5 separate regions of the Homo sapiens genome follow, and regions 1, 2, 3 and 4 are each linked to region 5. A link is a contact called in ENCODE Hi-C or POLR2A ChIA-PET data. All regions are on one chromosome and are shown on one strand. Each heading gives the region's core, a stretch centred on a gene start or an enhancer-like site at or near the end of the contact. The rest is flanking DNA. Distances are from core to core; before and after follow the strand shown. Region 1 holds the start of LYPLAL1-DT (LYPLAL1 divergent transcript). Region 2 holds the start of WDR26 (WD repeat domain 26). Region 3 overlaps LYPLAL1-AS1 (LYPLAL1 antisense RNA 1). Region 4 holds the start of TP53BP2 (tumor protein p53 binding protein 2). Region 5 holds the start of DUSP10 (dual specificity phosphatase 10).

What was found. Hi-C counts contacts between places; a loop is a spot of excess contacts on that map. ChIA-PET counts read pairs that join two places held with the same protein, here RNA polymerase II (POLR2A). Pooled maps may share reads with other maps.
Region 1: a map of CD8-positive, alpha-beta T cell shows a loop between it and region 5 (14-fold over the local background). The contact joins the promoter of LYPLAL1-DT here to the promoter of DUSP10 in region 5. A Hi-C loop is called at or near these places in 2 of 168 maps with a recorded cell type or tissue (CD8-positive, alpha-beta T cell and ascending aorta), 2 of 37 single-sample maps with no recorded cell type and 9 of 50 pooled maps.
Region 2: a map of CD4-positive, alpha-beta memory T cell shows a loop between it and region 5 (6-fold over the local background). The contact joins the promoter of WDR26 here to the promoter of DUSP10 in region 5. A Hi-C loop is called at or near these places in 1 of 168 maps with a recorded cell type or tissue (CD4-positive, alpha-beta memory T cell), 1 of 37 single-sample maps with no recorded cell type and 9 of 50 pooled maps.
Region 3: a loop to region 5 is called in a map with no recorded cell type, with 7 times the contacts of the local background. The contact joins the enhancer-like site here to the promoter of DUSP10 in region 5. A Hi-C loop is called at or near these places in 2 of 37 single-sample maps with no recorded cell type and 2 of 50 pooled maps.
Region 4: a loop to region 5 is called in a map of naive thymus-derived CD4-positive, alpha-beta T cell, with 9 times the contacts of the local background. The contact joins the promoter of TP53BP2 here to the promoter of DUSP10 in region 5. A Hi-C loop is called at or near these places in 1 of 168 maps with a recorded cell type or tissue (naive thymus-derived CD4-positive, alpha-beta T cell), 1 of 37 single-sample maps with no recorded cell type and 9 of 50 pooled maps. POLR2A ChIA-PET finds 5 or more read pairs at or near these places in 2 of 52 experiments (CD4-positive, alpha-beta T cell and OCI-LY7).

What each region holds. Positions count from the first base shown.
Region 1 is chr1:219,172,282-219,175,291 of GRCh38, forward strand. It overlaps LYPLAL1-DT (LYPLAL1 divergent transcript), which reads right to left and starts at 1,507. Exons shown (of 5, transcript NR_038845.1): 1 at 1,189-1,507. LYPLAL1 (lysophospholipase like 1) reads left to right here and starts at 1,597. Exons shown (of 5, transcript NM_138794.5): 1 at 1,597-1,700. The coding sequence starts at 1,610. RefSeq lists enhancers at 1,428-1,477, 1,558-1,887.
Region 2 is chr1:224,433,252-224,436,615 of GRCh38, forward strand. It overlaps WDR26 (WD repeat domain 26), which reads right to left and starts at 1,546. Exons shown (of 14, transcript NM_001379403.1): 1 at 433-1,546. The coding sequence starts at 1,154. It also overlaps a transcript of CNIH3 not described here. RefSeq lists a silencer at 1,525-1,924 and an enhancer at 2,265-2,454.
Region 3 is chr1:219,463,951-219,466,887 of GRCh38, forward strand. The region is part of intron 2 of LYPLAL1-AS1 (LYPLAL1 antisense RNA 1); the gene reads right to left. Among named protein-coding and RNA genes, the nearest start is that of LYPLAL1-AS1, 92 kb to the right of the region's middle. Within about 2 kb of position 1,466, at least 2 of the 41 ENCODE cell types and tissues checked have a DNase peak (open chromatin) inside an H3K27ac peak, as active enhancers do.
Region 4 is chr1:223,844,436-223,847,400 of GRCh38, forward strand. It overlaps TP53BP2 (tumor protein p53 binding protein 2), which reads right to left and starts at 1,512. Exons shown (of 18, transcript NM_001031685.3): 1 at 1,219-1,512. The coding sequence starts at 1,245. RefSeq lists a silencer at 1,340-1,649.
Region 5 is chr1:221,740,211-221,743,374 of GRCh38, forward strand. It overlaps DUSP10 (dual specificity phosphatase 10), which reads right to left and starts at 1,879. Exons shown (of 4, transcript NM_007207.6): 1 at 1,771-1,879. RefSeq lists enhancers at 949-1,586, 1,587-2,224, 1,696-1,885, 2,216-2,415, 2,225-2,862 and 1 more and silencers at 866-915, 2,636-3,115.

The sequences.
Region 1 (3,010 bases), core at 257-2,756, 2.6 Mb before region 5:
TCTATGGGCTTTGGAGAAATGACTCAGAATTTCTTTTTGATTTGGTTAACTAATGGCATGTAGGACCATTCTTGTTGATGGTATTGTTATTAATATAACACCATGATAGCTTAGAGCTGATTTTGGCAACTAATGTTGATAGTAAACAGTTTACTTACCTGTAAGTAGGGTGATTACCTGGAACAAATAAAAGGTAAGTTGTAATTGCTAAAATGTAATGCAGACTACAATGAATGGAAGGCCAGTGTTTAATGGTACTTAAGCTTTTACTGGGTTATTTTGTTGAATTTTACATGAGGCAAGAGCAACCTGCTGGGGCCACTGCCTTCAGTATTAAAAGATACCTATGTTTTGGACTTTATACAGGAAATAATTCCATTTCTTAGTATTTTTAAAATTATGGTAAAATACACATAAAATTTACTAGGTGTATAGTTCACTGGCAGTTATTAACACTGTTGTACAACCATCATCACTGTCCATTTTTAAAAATGTTTCACTATCTAAGCAGAAACTCTTGTACTCATTAAACAACAACCTCCCAACTCCCTCTTCCCTTAGTCCCTGGTAACCTCTAATTTCACTTTCTGTCCCTATGCATTTGCCAATTCTAGATATCTCATGTAAGTGGAATCATACAATTATTTGTCCTTTTGTGTCTGGCTTCACTCGGCATAATGTTTTCAAGGTTCATCCATGTTGTAGCATGTATCCGAATCACATTCTTTTTACAGGCTGAATAATATTCCATTCCAATATGTACATAGCACATTTGGTTTATCTCTCCATCTGTAGATGAACATTTGAGTTGTTTCCACTTTTTGGTACTTGTGAATAATGCTGCTACAGAACACTGAAGTACAAGTATTTGTTTGAGTCCCTGCTTTCATCTCTTTTGGGTATATACCTAGAAGTGGAACTGCTAGTACCTATGCTAAGTCAATGTTTAACTTGTTGAGGAGCCACCAAATTATTTCTATTGCCGCAACATCATTTTACATTCTGATCAGCTATGCACAAGGTTTCTAATTTCTACACATCTTTACTAATACTTATTTTCTGTTTTTTTGATAAGAGCCATTCTAATGGGTATATAAAGCAGAATCTCATTAAATTAGATTTGCTTTGTAAACTATTTATTAAAAATAAGAGACACGAAGAGAACTTATTATTATATGCTTCGCTTACCCTGTATATCAAGAGCTGCAAACATCCTGTGCGAGTCCCAAAGTGAAAGGTAAAATATGGTTCTATTAAATTTTAAACATAGTAACACGAATATTTCTCCAAATAAGGTAATCTTGAGTTTTGGGATTGCATTTAAAATTCCTACAGCAAATGCTCAGGATATAAACATATCCATTAGTCATTACAGAAGTCCACACGAGGCTGACACACGTAGAATACCATTATTAGCAAAACTAAACTCAGTACAGTTACAACTGCCTCAAACTTGACCCCAAAGTATTGAAAGCTCCTCAGAGAGCGGGCCAGCAGCGCTGCGCATGCGCGCTCCCGGGCGTGCTCCCGCGCGTGCCTGCGTATTTGCGTGCGCGGCCCCGCGCGGCAACGCAGGGGCGGAACCGCATGACTGGCAGTGGCATCAGCGATGGCGGCTGCGTCGGGGTCGGTTCTGCAGCGCTGTATCGTGTCGCCGGCAGGGAGGCATAGCGCCTCTCTGATCTTCCTGCATGGCTCAGGTGGATTTCAATTTTACGTCCTGGTTTTCTACAGCTCGGGAAACATCCTCCCCTCGGTTACCCCAGTATTGCCCAAGTGGAGGTGTCGCCGGGCCCAAATAGGGCCCAGTGGGTGGCTCCCCCGTCGCCAGCCCCGGCTGTAGATGCACGGGCAGCGCCACCTGCCCCCAGCCTCCCCCGTTAGTCTTCCTCTTTCTATCGGGCGGTCACTGGTCCACCACCCTCGCTTTGGGGCCTTGTGTCCCGCCGCTCAGCCAGCCCTCCATCCCCACAACACACCTCCCCATTCCTCGCCCCAAGTTTAAACAGAGCAAGTTAGTAAGGTAAGTCTTCTGCTAGAGGGAAATTATTTAGTGTTTTTCATTATCAGCTACTAGTGATTTTTCAGTCGTAATTGCCCATTGCTTTTTCCAGGCTCCCATACTAATGTAGACAATTGAGATTCACAGTTAACTTAGATACTGTTTACAGATTATCTCTTTTCTGTAAGCCACTGTGCCATGGCTGGAGTGCTTTCTCTCACTTTCCTTTTTGCTGCTTCTCTTTCCTTCCTTTCCCTTTCCCGCCTGTGTCATTAAACTTCCAAGATAGACTACAGGGGCAGGACCCCCAGGGACAGGCATCTTCCACTACCTGCCCTTAGTAACGTGTGCTTAATGCTGTATCGTTACTTAACACTCATCTGTAATCACTTTTGTCTGTCTTCCCCACTGGATTGTGAACTTCCCACTGGATTATGAGAGTAAGGGCCCTTGTGTCAACCTTTGCACCCCCAGTGCTTGGCCCAGGGTAAGCTCTCAGGAAATGTTTTTTAAAGAAATGAGATGCAGCCGGTGTCCTCAGGGGGCCTACCTAAAGTTAAAAACAAAAACAATCCAATTAGTTTGAGTCAGCAGTGCATGGAAGATCACAAGACGGTGCATGGTTTCCTGCCAAGTGAATTGTAAGAGAAAAAAATGTGGTTAGGCATTATTAAGGCATTTGGAAGATGAAAAGCTTGTCAGACTTTTCGAAGAAAGTGGTCTTTGAGCCGAGACGGGTAGGCTTAAATGGGACGGTGATTGGAAGGGAATTGGAAAGGTACTGGGCAGAGACCTGGAAAAGGGCAATTGTGGGAGGTATTCTCTTTATTTTGAAAATGAGGCCAGACAGGTTCAGCAGCTTGGCCAAGGTCTCTTAGCTGTTACTGTGAGTAGTGGCGGATTTGGGATTAGAACCCAAAGCTCTCCGACCTCAAACTCAGGGCTTTGGTGGGGTAAGGTGAAAAAGTTTGAACTAGGATATATTGTTTTGGAGATAGGGAAGAAGAG
Region 2 (3,364 bases), core at 296-2,795, 2.7 Mb after region 5:
GCCTCCAAGATACACTTGAAAAACAAATCCTCCAAGGTTCATTATTTCCACCAGCTCTAATCCACCCCTCCCCCAACACATACAGAAACACACTCCCGCATCTGTCTTTATTGACAGACAATTAAGCTCTGAAGGTGCGTGGGGAGAAGTCATTCTTTGGGTTTCTCCTAACCCTTCCTAACCCCTCAACGCCTGTCTCGTCTCACAATTTGTCAGACTGATTGATTTTCCCCTATTTCCTTTCAGGTCCGCTCCTCCTCCCCGGTCGCCCTGAGCCGCGTCCTCCTGTGTACTGGGTCCTGCGTGCCCAGCACTCATTCTCTTTGACCGAGCTCTTTCAAGCCCCCCTCCCCCCTCCGCCCCTTCCCCTACCCCCCTGGAGCCTCCGTCCCTCGGTCTGTCCATCACCAGCTGGCGGTAAGGGATACTTACTTGAGCCCTAAGCCATTCAAGTGCTGTCCTATTAGCCTAATGACATCCTCATCTGACTGGGAGAGCCGCTTCTTCTTCTTGAGGCTGCTGCCCAGTTCTGGGGTGGCCAAGGAAGAGGAGGCGGCGGTGGTGGCGGAGGCAGCTGCGACGGTGGCTGAGGATGCGGCGGCCGCCCCGCCGGGAACCCCGTTATTGACATTCAGGCTGTTGCTATTGTTGCTGGCGGCGGAGGGGGCGGAAGGCAGGAGCCCATTGGCGTGGGCCAGGTCCCCCGCGGACGACGACGACGAGGGGGACGACTCCCCGTTCTGGGCCGACAAGCAGGCGAGTTCCGGGGTCTGTCCCTGGCCCCCGCCGCCCCCTCCTCCTCCACCGCCGCCGCCGCCACCTCCTCCTCCTCCTCCTGCCCCATTGGCCTGCATGATGCTGCCGCTGACCAGGCTGTGGCCGCTACTTCGGTGGGGGACAGCAGCGGCGGCGGGAGGGGCAGCAGCCGGGGGAAGTCCCACCACTACCACCACGGAGGAGGAGGAGGAGGAGGAGGACGAGGACGACGAGGACGGAGGGGAGAGGCCTGCTCTGCCTGCCGAAGCCCCGGGCTCTCCTACTCCCTCCGCCGCCGAGGCTCGGGGTTTCTTCCGCGGGGGCGGGGAGGCTCCGCCGGTGTCCGAGTCGGAGGAGGAGGAAGCGGAGGCCAGAGTTTCCTCGCCGAGAGAGGCCGTGGTGGGAAGCCGGTGGGGCGAGGCGGGGGAGGGGAGGCGGGGGCCGGGGAGAGGGTCGGGGTGAGGGGGGCCGGGGAGGCGGGGAGGGGGTCAGGGTAGGAGGGTGAGGGTGAGGGTGAGAGGAGGGGGAGGAGGAGGAGGGGGAGAAGGAGGATCCGGGCCCTTTCCCCCCCCCCTCCCGGAGGCAGCTCGGGGTGCGCGGCCCGGGGGTCGCGCCGGGGGGCGCCGCGGGGCGGCTGCGGGGGCGCGGGGCCCGCCGCTGGGCTGAGCCCCGGCAGTGGCTGCGGCGGCGGCGGCGGCGGGCGGCAGCGGAGGCAGCTGCCGCCTCTGTCCTCGGATCCGCTCCGCTCTGCTCCCTGGTGTGTTGATTCTTCCCCCAGCTGCTGCCTAATGGAGTCCAGGCGCTCGCGTCACAGGAAATGCCTATACTGCCCTCCTCACTCACTTCCGGTGGCAGGTATGGAACCTATAGGGGGCCTGTCACCCAGCACGTGCATCGGGGGCTGTCCCGGGGGTCAGGGGAGGGAGGCCAGCGGGCCGGCGGGGTCCGCCCCGACCCCATCCACGACCCCGACTCCTATCCGATCCTATCCCCGGCCCCGCTCGGGCCTTTCCCCTTGCGCCCTGGCTCGGCTGGCTCGACGAGCAGTAAGTTCGTAGCCGCCCTCCGAAGCCGGGCGTGCATGGGATGGCAGAGTTGGCGTGCGTGCGTGAGTCCACCAGTGTGGCATGGGCATGTAAGGTGCGCGGAGGGACTGCACCTTCTCCATCAGGTGCAGAAGGTGAGGATGGGGCAGGGGGCTAGGAGCTTCGACAGGCAGGAACTTCCAGGCACAGGGCTGTGGTAGGCCCCTCTCAATGGTAACCAGGACCGAAATCGGGTTTCACAACCTACTTGTTTTAGGGTGGAAAAACTTGAATTTCCACAGCCAAGTGCCACACAGTTGCTGTACCCGGGGCCATCCCGGGAGCTGTGAGATAATGAGCCGGTGAGACTCTGCTCCACCCTGGGAAGGGGAGTTAGTCTAGAGGAGCATATCTTATGGGGACAAGAAGTCACAAAAAGGCTGTGTGGTGTGTAGAGAAGGGGAGGGACTCTGCTGTTGAGGCTTCACTCTTTTTTAGCACTTGCCCAGCACCTCCTTCTCTCTTCCAGCTGCCTCTTGAGTCACTGCCCAGTTTAGGGAGCAGTAACATAAACCAAACAGTTGCCTCCAAAATATGCATTCTGAGAAGGATTCAGGCACCCATTCAGATCCAGGCTTGAAATTTTTACGTGGCATGTGAGCCTTCTGTGTCATCATGACTTACCAATTTATGTGAATGTAGAAATGCAGCAACAAAGACTGGGCTGAATCTTAATCATTGGCAAATGGTGTGCATTATCCCCAAACAATTATTTTCATGTATGTGGTTGATAGCATCTATACTCAATATGTATAAAGATTTTCTCAGAAATTTAAAGTCTTTCTCTGAAGTAGTTTTCCTGTGGGGAGGGGAAAAAAAACACCTTAGTTTCTAATTAATACATCATACATCGCTGATATTTATTATAGTAATAACTGAAAGTAATTTTGAGGCCTTTGGAGACAGTTGTTTTTAAATTTGGAAATACAATAAAAAATGATGCTGATGAGAAATTAGTAAAGAATCCTGAGGTTTATGGATCCTCAGACAGGAAGAAGTAAGAGGAAGGTCAATGCAGGATCTTACAGGGATTTGGTTTTGTAGTTCTTACTGCTTAAATTTGCTTCCAGGTGGCAGCTGTAATTGCAAGGTGACTCACATACAGTGTTTATATTCACCTGAGGCCGACCTGAGTTCTAGTTGAGGTTCATAGAGCTCTGTCACTGTATCCAGCAGAGCCTGAATTACTAGATAGTTAACACCCTCAGAGAGCCCTGTTTGTATATTAACTTTAGACAACCTTATTATTAAAAGTGTTGTTTAGGCAAAATTTAATTTTTGCAAAATGGTTTATAATAATTTATTAGGCCCATAGCAACATTGAAGACTTGCTTCTGAATAAAGACTGTAGGTTTTATAAAGGAAATCAGTCACTTCATGGCAGCTACAGACAAAGCTCACACTTCATTAACAAAAGTAAAATGATGAAAAATAAATTGGATTCCATTGCTATCTAAACTCTATATTCCAGTTTTTCTAATTTTTAGGTAACCAACACTGCTCGTGTTAGAATTCTGAATTTA
Region 3 (2,937 bases), core at 216-2,715, 2.3 Mb before region 5:
TCCCTTCTCGACTCACTGCCTATGAAGACTAGCAAGGGGAATGGGAATTTAGAACTCTAATACCTTCAAGCCTGTAGACTTTTATTTGCATGTTGCCTTTCACTCTGTATCTTTTCTCCATTTTGAACTTGAGTAAATCTTTATGGAATAATTAAGAGGAGGTGTAAATGCTTGTTTATCTTGGAAACCTGGATTTTAAGTCTATAATTCTTACTTAGCTGCCTTTACTTTCTGGATATCTTGATTTTTTAAATAATAACTCTGCATACGTCCAAAGTCAAAATTAAGAGTAGAAATGAAACATCAGGTTAACTCAAACTCAAAGGTAATTGAGATTTAAATGGTATGTTTACTAAAAACATAGATAAGTGAAGCAACATGGGAATTTCTATCGATATTATTCAGATAAATGTCTATTTTCTTCTCCTCGTTTAGCCAGCCACGTGCCTTCAATGCAAGTTTAGCTTGCTGAGTTTTGTCACTTACCACTCATGCTGTACTACATTAGCTTTCCCAGGCAGTGATCTAAATCACCTTGAAGACTGTTGAACACAAGATAAATTGAACGCAATCTTGCCTCAGCTTCATACAGCCTGTATTTAATAGAAATGAAGTTAGGTTTTGCCTATAAAATGAGTGTCTTAGATCTGAGCACTACTTTCCAAATTTTTTTCTTATTATGGCACATATGGAAAATGATATTATTTAGTAGTGCTCACTGGTCTAAAGAGATAGATAAGGTAGCTCATGGCTAGGGAAAAGTGACTGAGGGCTCGAGGTACCCCAGATTCTGCCCAGCCAAAATAGGGCTGGGGGATCAATACCTTGACACACCTGGATTAGTAGCACAATGTGTTCACATCTACCACTGGGAACACCAGATTGGAAGCTCTGTAGTAAAAGATATTTAAGGACTATTTGGAGATTCTATGACTTCTTTATAGTATAATTTACTGGGACTTGACCACCGATGTGTGATTTGGGTATTATGGTTCAAAACTTTCTAAATCATAAACTGATCCCAGAATGTTTGATGCTTGGTTAACAGCATGGAAAGGCCCCTAATGCTGGGATGACCAACTGTCCCAATTTGACCAAGAATGAGGGGTTTCCCATGACGTGAGACTGTCAGTGCTAAAAGCAGGGCAGTCCTGTATAAACCAGGGCAGTTATCTCCTACCTACACTGTATTAAAATCCTTTATTAAGGAAACAAAGAAAAGAGAATCCAGGGTTTCTGCTTTCAGGGCTTGGTGTTTGTTGTAGTCTTTCTTCCCCGGCCATTGGAACCAGAGGCAGCACCCCTGTGAACTGGTCATAGAGTCCAGGTCATCTATGGTTTAAAAAGCAGAAGGCTATGATTTTTCTTATAAAATGTTTTCCTTTGTAGAGTTGTTTTTGCCAGTTCCAAGAGGAAATAGTGGGCTGAAATCAAGAGGCATGACTGGATGACTAGTACTAAGCAAATGATTCGTGCAAAGATTTCACTGGAAACATTCAGACTCATAACAATAGTAGTTCTGACATGACTACCTCTTGCCTGAGAAACTCATAAACATGGCCTCTAGGCTATACTTTTTTTTTCAGCAGCTGCTGGTTCTTTAATTTAATTATAAGTTACAAGTAAGCTTCTTAAAGAGGCCATGTGTGTACCAAACAGTGTTCAGAGGACACTCCGTTCACAAATTTTATGACAGTCAGCACTGTTGGAATTACATGTTCTAATATGAGATGGGTGGACTGGTGTGGGAGAAATAAGAGCCACCATTCTCCTCCTCCCCCACCCAGACTTAAACCAAAATTGTTTTTGAGGTTCAAAAATATTCACATGACAGCTTTCTATGTTTGGCTGGGGCAGACTAAACTGCAATGCCAAGAAAATGGTTCCTTCTAGCTTTAATTCTAATACAGATGTCACAGGACCTGAGAGGTGCTTCAGTGCTGGGTCCTCGCTCTCACGCAGAGCTCCTGTTTCATTATGAACATTTATTATGCACTTACTTTTGTGCACAGAACTAGGCTTTGCGCTGAATGAGAAATGCGTAAGGTAACAATCTTTGCCCTCAATGTACACACCATGTCTTGAGGGAAAAGCCATCAAAGCAAGTAATTTTTACACAAAGCAGAATAAAAGAATAGAAATGTAAAAACATAAAAAAGGAAGAAATGGCATGTGAGCTGGTGGTATTTGGCAGGGTTCGCCATGTCAGTGAAAGGGGTGAAATTTGAAGTTCTAGAAACACACAACAGGAAGTTTTTTTCTCTTGCCATTACCCACCAAGACTAACATACTCTTGCTTCTCTGAGATCCATGTCACACAGAAGCCTCTTTTCCGAATGAACGTTGACTTTGAAGTCAGACAGATTTGAGTTTGAATTCCACCTCTGTCAGGCATGAACTGTGTGACTCTGGGAAAATTAGTGTCTCTAAATTGATTTTCTACGTTATAAAAGAGAATAACCAAAACCAGCTTTATAAATGTAGAAGAGGTAAGATATGTAAAATTACCTCATACAGATCTTCTACAAATTGGGCAATTTATGAGAGAGAGGGAGAACTACATGTAGTGGGAAGACTTGTACTGTACTCTCTCATGGTGTATAATAGCCCCCAGCTCTTTCATTATTAGAGAAACCAACAATACATTTTAAACTTACGGTAAATTAGATTCATTAGAATCTCAGATTCTAAGAATGAAATCCTTAGAATTGAATTAGACTCATTGTTTTCGTATTAATGTCTTTTTCTAAGGAGATGGTGGAGTTAAAGATGCATGAAGGAATGAAGGGAGAAGATGTGTAAGTATGTGGACAGCCAAAACCTGACAAAAAAGAATGAATATAGTTCAGAAGAAAATGCATATTTCATGTCCTATCTTCCAGTAAAAACTAGTACATATTTATCTTTTACATGTGTTTTATTATATCTTTGGTTACT
Region 4 (2,965 bases), core at 262-2,761, 2.1 Mb after region 5:
TAAATCCAGGAAATAAAAATCTTAACAGCAAAATCCATCACCCTTATCTATGGTCCATTATTTCAATATTGGGTATTCACACTACAAACCTGATTTCATAACCAGGCATTAAACTAAAATAAGATGCATAATGCTATTAATACTTTCAAATTCCTTGAATCCTGGCAGGACAAAATATCCCAAACCCTCTAAACCCAATTACTAATTCTAGTGAATTGTTAAGTCGACCCAGTGAGAGTTTGGGACGCCCTCCATGACACAAGCAGGGGGCCAGGGAACAGCATATTATACTCTGTATGTATGACTGCAAACTTTGTCATCACTCCATTCCACAGACTTCATAAAAGTAAAAGCTTTTTGTTTCTTTGTCTGAACAAATGGAGCCACAAGCATAGGATGCCTGCAAGATGTCCCCACTTCAGTGGGAGAGGTGCAAATACAACTTCCACGAAGAAACTCGCTACTGAAGTCTGCAGAAGCCACCGCAACACACCGCAAACCTCCATTCCGCGATCGCTGAATGACAGAGACATTTCTGAAATGTCTCAAACCTGCTGTTCATCTGTGGCCTGGTGGCCGTGTCAAAAGCCTGCGGAGCTCCTAAAGAAGGCACTAATCCTCTCCGGAGGTCTTGCTAAAAGCTGTGGGAAACGAAGGGAGCCAGGCACGTACGCTTTCCTGCAATCTAAAACTTCCGAGATTGCATTTACCAAAACCCCTTTCCACAAAGAGGTAAGGGTGACTTAGCTGCTACTGTGGATATCAAGATCGAAATTCAATTAAAAACAAAGCAAAGGTACCCGTTCCAGTAACGTATGTTTCACTCCAGTAAAAAGTAAAAAGACACAGCAAAGAACAAGGTCCCCGGTTCCCGTATTCTTGACCTTCAAGAACTGCAAAAAAGTCAAGACCCAGTGAAAGACGAAAAGTTTGAGTGGCTGCTGGGCTCGCGGGCGGCTCGCCTGACTCCGGAGCAGCTGGAGGAACCCGCCTCGAGGTTAGGGTCTCGCCGCGCCCCCACGACGGCTGTGGGCGCAGAGCCCAGAGGATGGAGCCTCCCCTTCCTGAAACCCGCTCGAAGCTCGGAAAGCCCCGGCCCCTCCGCGCGGGCTGCGGCCCCCAGGCTCCTTCCCCGACGCGCCCGAGGGCGCGGACCAGCCCCCGGCACGCGACCCCGCACACTTCCGGGCCCGACGCCCTGGCCGCTCGCCCACTTACCGGCATCATCTTGGACCCGAACCGCATGGAAGCGGGTGGCCAGACTGCGGCCCCGGCCGAGCTGAGGTGCCCCGGAGGGTCGCGGATGCGGGGGAGGGGAGCGGAGAGCGAGGCCGCCCGGACCTGTTGCGAGGCGGCGGCGGCGGCAGCGGCGGCGCGCGGGTCCGAAGGGCCCTCCGCGCGGGCTGGGGCACCAACAAGCCCCGGGCTCCCCCGCCCCGGCCGGGCCCCCTGACGCGGCTTTGTCTCTTCGACGCTCGTGACGGTCGGGGCTCCCTCCTCCGCTCCGAAACCAACTAATCCCGGGTCGGGCCCCAGCCGAGCCCGTGCCGGCTCCGCCCCCCGCGCCGACCCCGCCCGCGGCGCGCCCGGCGGCCTGGGGGAGGGGCGGCCGCGGGAACGGGAGCTGCGCGCGCCTGCGCGGGCCCGGCTGGGTAGACGGGGAGCGGCGGGAGCCGGCCGCCTTTTCTTTCTTCGCCCCGGACTGAAGTGCGGTCGGGGCCGCGCGGCGGAGCGGCTGGAGCGCGCGCCTCCTAGCGGAGCCGGGGCAATTGGAAGGCCGCGCCTCAGGAAAACAGGATGGTAGTGAATGGCACCGAGCCGCCCCAGGGCTGCCGCCGTCACCTCCTCGGCGGCTCCGAGTCGTGCGAGGCAGGGGACCCTTTGCCTTCAGAACAGGGCGCCCGACGTTGGGCGCGTGGACAGAGTCCTCCGGCGGCCGCGCCGCTGGGCCAGGCGGAGAGAGGCGGACGGACTTCAGGGGAGGCCCGGGCCACGCCGCGGAAACTACCCGACTCCCTGGAGGCGGCCAGGACCGACCCTGTCCCGACAAAATGGAGTTCCCCGTGTGGCTTCAGCTCGCGGCGCGTTCCCAGAGCTCCTCAGTGATCCGGCTTTCGGATTGTTCGCCTTTCATCTCATTTGCCGTTGTCCAAATTCTAATTTAAAACTCATGTGTTACTTGCTGTAAGGTTAACAAACGTACACCGCAAACTGGATAAAGGGATAACTTTTATGTTGTGTATGTTTTACCACAATAAAAATAAATTTTGTAAAAATGTGTCAGGCAGCATTCTGAGGAGCTTCCCTGGGGGGTGCTGGGAACACCCTGCAAACAGCCTCCGATACGGGGAGCCGGTGGATACCATCCTTTTCCAGGGAGGGAGGCCAAGGCCTAGGGAAATGGCAGGGCTGCCTTCCAAAGAGTAGCAGAGCGGGTTCAGGCTTTTATTCCACCTTCCAGAGAGACACATACTGCGGGAACCCTAACTCCAGGAAGCTTTGTTCTAGTAAGTTGTCAGTGCAAGTTCACTCAGAATCACTTTTCTCTGCCTTTATACATGATTCTAGAACCTGAAGTGGGGTAAATCCCCTGGGTTTATCTAGTATCAAGAACAGACAATTCTTTCTTAGCCCACCATATCCCTTACCAGAATCTCCATCGAACTCCCTATTGCACCATCCCAGATACTGTATCTGGAAATACTAAATTACGGTTAATTCAACTAGAATTTAACGTTCTCGCCCGGGCGCAGTGGCTCACGCCTGTAATCCCAGCACTTTGGGAGGCCGAGGCGGGCAGATCACCTGAGGTCAGGAGTTCGAGACCAGCCTGGCCACGTGGTGAAACCCTTGTCTCTACTAAAAATATAAAAATTAGCCGGGCATGGTGGCGCATGCCTGTAATGCCAGCTACTCGGGAGGCTGAGGCAGGAGAATCTCTTGAACCTGGGAAGCGGAGGTTGCA
Region 5 (3,164 bases), core at 629-3,128:
GCTTGCCATTTAATTCCCTCACTCGCTGCAAAGGCAAAGGGGTAACCAAGAGCACTGGCATGGTTCACAGAAAGGTACAGCAGCTAAATATACATCAGGGTGGATGTCAACTTTCTGCAAATCCCCTTAAGTGAATCTCTTTAACTTGGAGCTATTCTTGCCTTCCATTCTCTATTGGGGTCCTTTGAAAAGCACAACATAGTCATACTAAAACCTCACATGTTGTCTTTTGGCCTCTTATAAATTAATCTGCATTTCCCCTTTTCACTACTAACTGGTGTCCTAAAACGAAATCTCAAGCCATGGAGCCAGATCTGGAAACCTGGAAACCCCAGCCCCGGCAAATCCCTCACCCTTTGCTCTCTCACCTGCCCCCGCCCTCATTCCTGCCTGGAAAGGACAACTTGGGCTCTCCTCCCCTCTTCATCTCCCTGGCTGGCACAGACTGTGCATCCTAGAGCTTCTCTCAATGGGAGGCAGCCACGTTGTATAAGGTTTCAATCCCATACAGATATCCCCCCTTCAAGAGTACTGATTCCGTAAAGAGGACCTCCCAATTAGCCTGTACTCGTTGAAAGGGACAGTGAATTGTTGCCCACCGGATCTATCTCTGATTTCAGAGTGTCTGCAAAAAGACAGCTCCTTCCTCCTGTAGGCACAGGGGCACTCTACAACTCAGGCTTGCTAACTCTTCTTCTTCTATTAGACATGCACATAGCAAAGACGCCAAACCCCACGCCAAGAGACGCTCACCTAAACGAACTTTAAGAGCTATCAGGAAAAATGCCATCTATCATCCGTCTACACACGACCGTCACCATTCTCATCCGTCTACACACGACCGTCACCATTCTCTGACACAGAACCAAAGTGTCACAGGCGGAATCCACACTCACGCGCGCACACGGGGCACGCACCCATCACGTCGGCAGATCTCCAACGACTCGGGTTTCTCTCACCCACCTTTGGATGGGAGCGAAGGAGTCAACCCCCCTTCCCTTGCGTAGTATTTTTTCTGAAGAGCGAGTTCTATTCCAGAAGCTATAACTGTTTCCCGGTTGGACCAAGCGGTGAAAGTCTTTGCTATTGTGTTACCTGGTAGGACACGTCCAGGATCAACATACCATTTCTTCTGAGAGGGACGCATAAGCGTGTTCACAGAGACACGCGCTGGGACCCCCACCTCCACACAGAGTTCAAGGCTCACACACACACACACGGAGTGTATAGAGAGACCTGCATCCCTGCAGCAGAGGGTCGGGCGTACATACTGCCCGTGAAACCATCCAGTCTGGCCCAGAAAATCTCCCAGAGAAATACTGAGCTATCCCCTCTCCCTTCCACCACTAGGCAAGAGCTGGAGAGAAAATTAAGTGGTTAGAGAATGCTTCTTCCCCATTCCTGGAGCACTTAACATCCCCCCGCCCCCCGCTTCACTCCTCGGCACACAGCGCACTAATGAGCCCCGAGCATTTAAAACTGCCGCAAAGCATCCCAACAAACCTCATTTTTTCTTCGCCCCAAATCCAAGTAGACTGCAGGGAGTAAACGCACAGGGTAGCAGGAGCCAACGGCCGGAACCTTATAACCCTACCTGCTGTAGCTCCTCCGTCAGCATCGCATCTCTATCTTTCTGTCTCTGTCTCTCTCTCACACACACACAGATACACACACACAAACACACACACTCACACTCACACAAGCACCGCCTTACAATCCTCCACCTCCAGTCCCGGGCTCTCAGGAGTAGTCGCGGTGACTTCCACTTACTTCATAAATAAGTGTATTCCTCCACCATCTGGCGCTCCTCTTCAGCTATGGACTCGCACATTCAGCCCCCATTCACTCGGCTTCATTGATCTCCAGCAGCAACATAGTTACTTTCTCTTTTGCTACACTGTAAATGTAAGGTTCTGAGGGGGCGGACTCGCCGCCGACCGACGGCGGGTTGGGCCAATAAGAATCCGGAGAAAGCCGACCGCTACCTCACAGAGCCCCGCGACCAATGGGCAGCCTAGGGGGCGGGTAAGAAGGCGTGGCCTCATCTCTTTAAGGAGGGTTTATCCGAAGCTGCTCTGGGTCCTCGGTGTTAAAACACGGGCGGTGATGTCATTGGCAACCAATCAAAAACTTAAAAGAGCCAGCCGGGGCCGCGCGGAGCAGCTGCTCTCTATTTACATGTAAACCGAACCGGCAGGATGCAGTTAACCCTTTACCAGGCTGAAGTGTCAGCGGGCTGGACGCGCTGCTCCGCTAAAACTGGCTCTTCCCACTGGACGGGATCCTCCAACACTCCCTCACCCGGGGACAAACCACGCTATTTTTCCTCCTTACTATGGACAGATGATCAAAAGTATCGGAGTAACTTTCTAAAGGAAAGAGACTGCGATCACCGTCCCTAGTGGGAAAGCCGGGTTCTCTCCGAGTCGCTCGAGGTGACTTGACAAACGCTAAGCCAAAATTCGCGGACCTCGCCGGGTCTTCTGCGCTAGGACCAGCATGAGCGCGCAGCCAGGGGCGACGCTTCCGCTCCGAGCCGCGGCCCGGGGCCACGCGCTAAGGGCCCGAACTTGGCAGCTGACCGTCCCGGACAGGGAGGCCCTTCAGCCTCGACGCGGCCTGCGTCCTCCGGAGGGCCCTGCTCCGCCCGGGAAGCGTCCGCCTCCCGCCCGCCCGCCCGCAGATGTCGCTGCCCCTCTGGCTGTCCCGGCCTGACCGCCGCGCGCCGCCCTGCTGCTCACCTACTTCCGCGCCACGGTCACGCCCCTGCCGTCCCCAGGCTAACCCTCCCGGGGCTCGACCCAGAGCACTAAGGCGGCGCCACTGAGGGCTGCTCGGAGGAGGAGGCTTGAGTCGACGCCAGAGGCGGCAAGGGACGCGCCCTGAGCAGCGGTGCAGAGGCCAATCCCCTGGCCGGGCGTCCTGGGGCCCGCTACGCGCCCGCTGCCCCTCCGGGTCTGGGTCCCCGCCCGCCGCCGCCCCCCTTTCCCGCCTGGCGCGCTGGGTCCCCGCGCCGTGCCAGCAGCGCGCAACCCACCCGCCCCACATGCCTCGGCCGCCACCCCTCGGTCCCGCACGGCCCCTGCCGAGGCCAGGACCGGCAGCCCGGCGCTTCTGGAACAGCCGCAGCTGGCGGAAAAGAGCCAGAGCCGAGTGCAAATAGC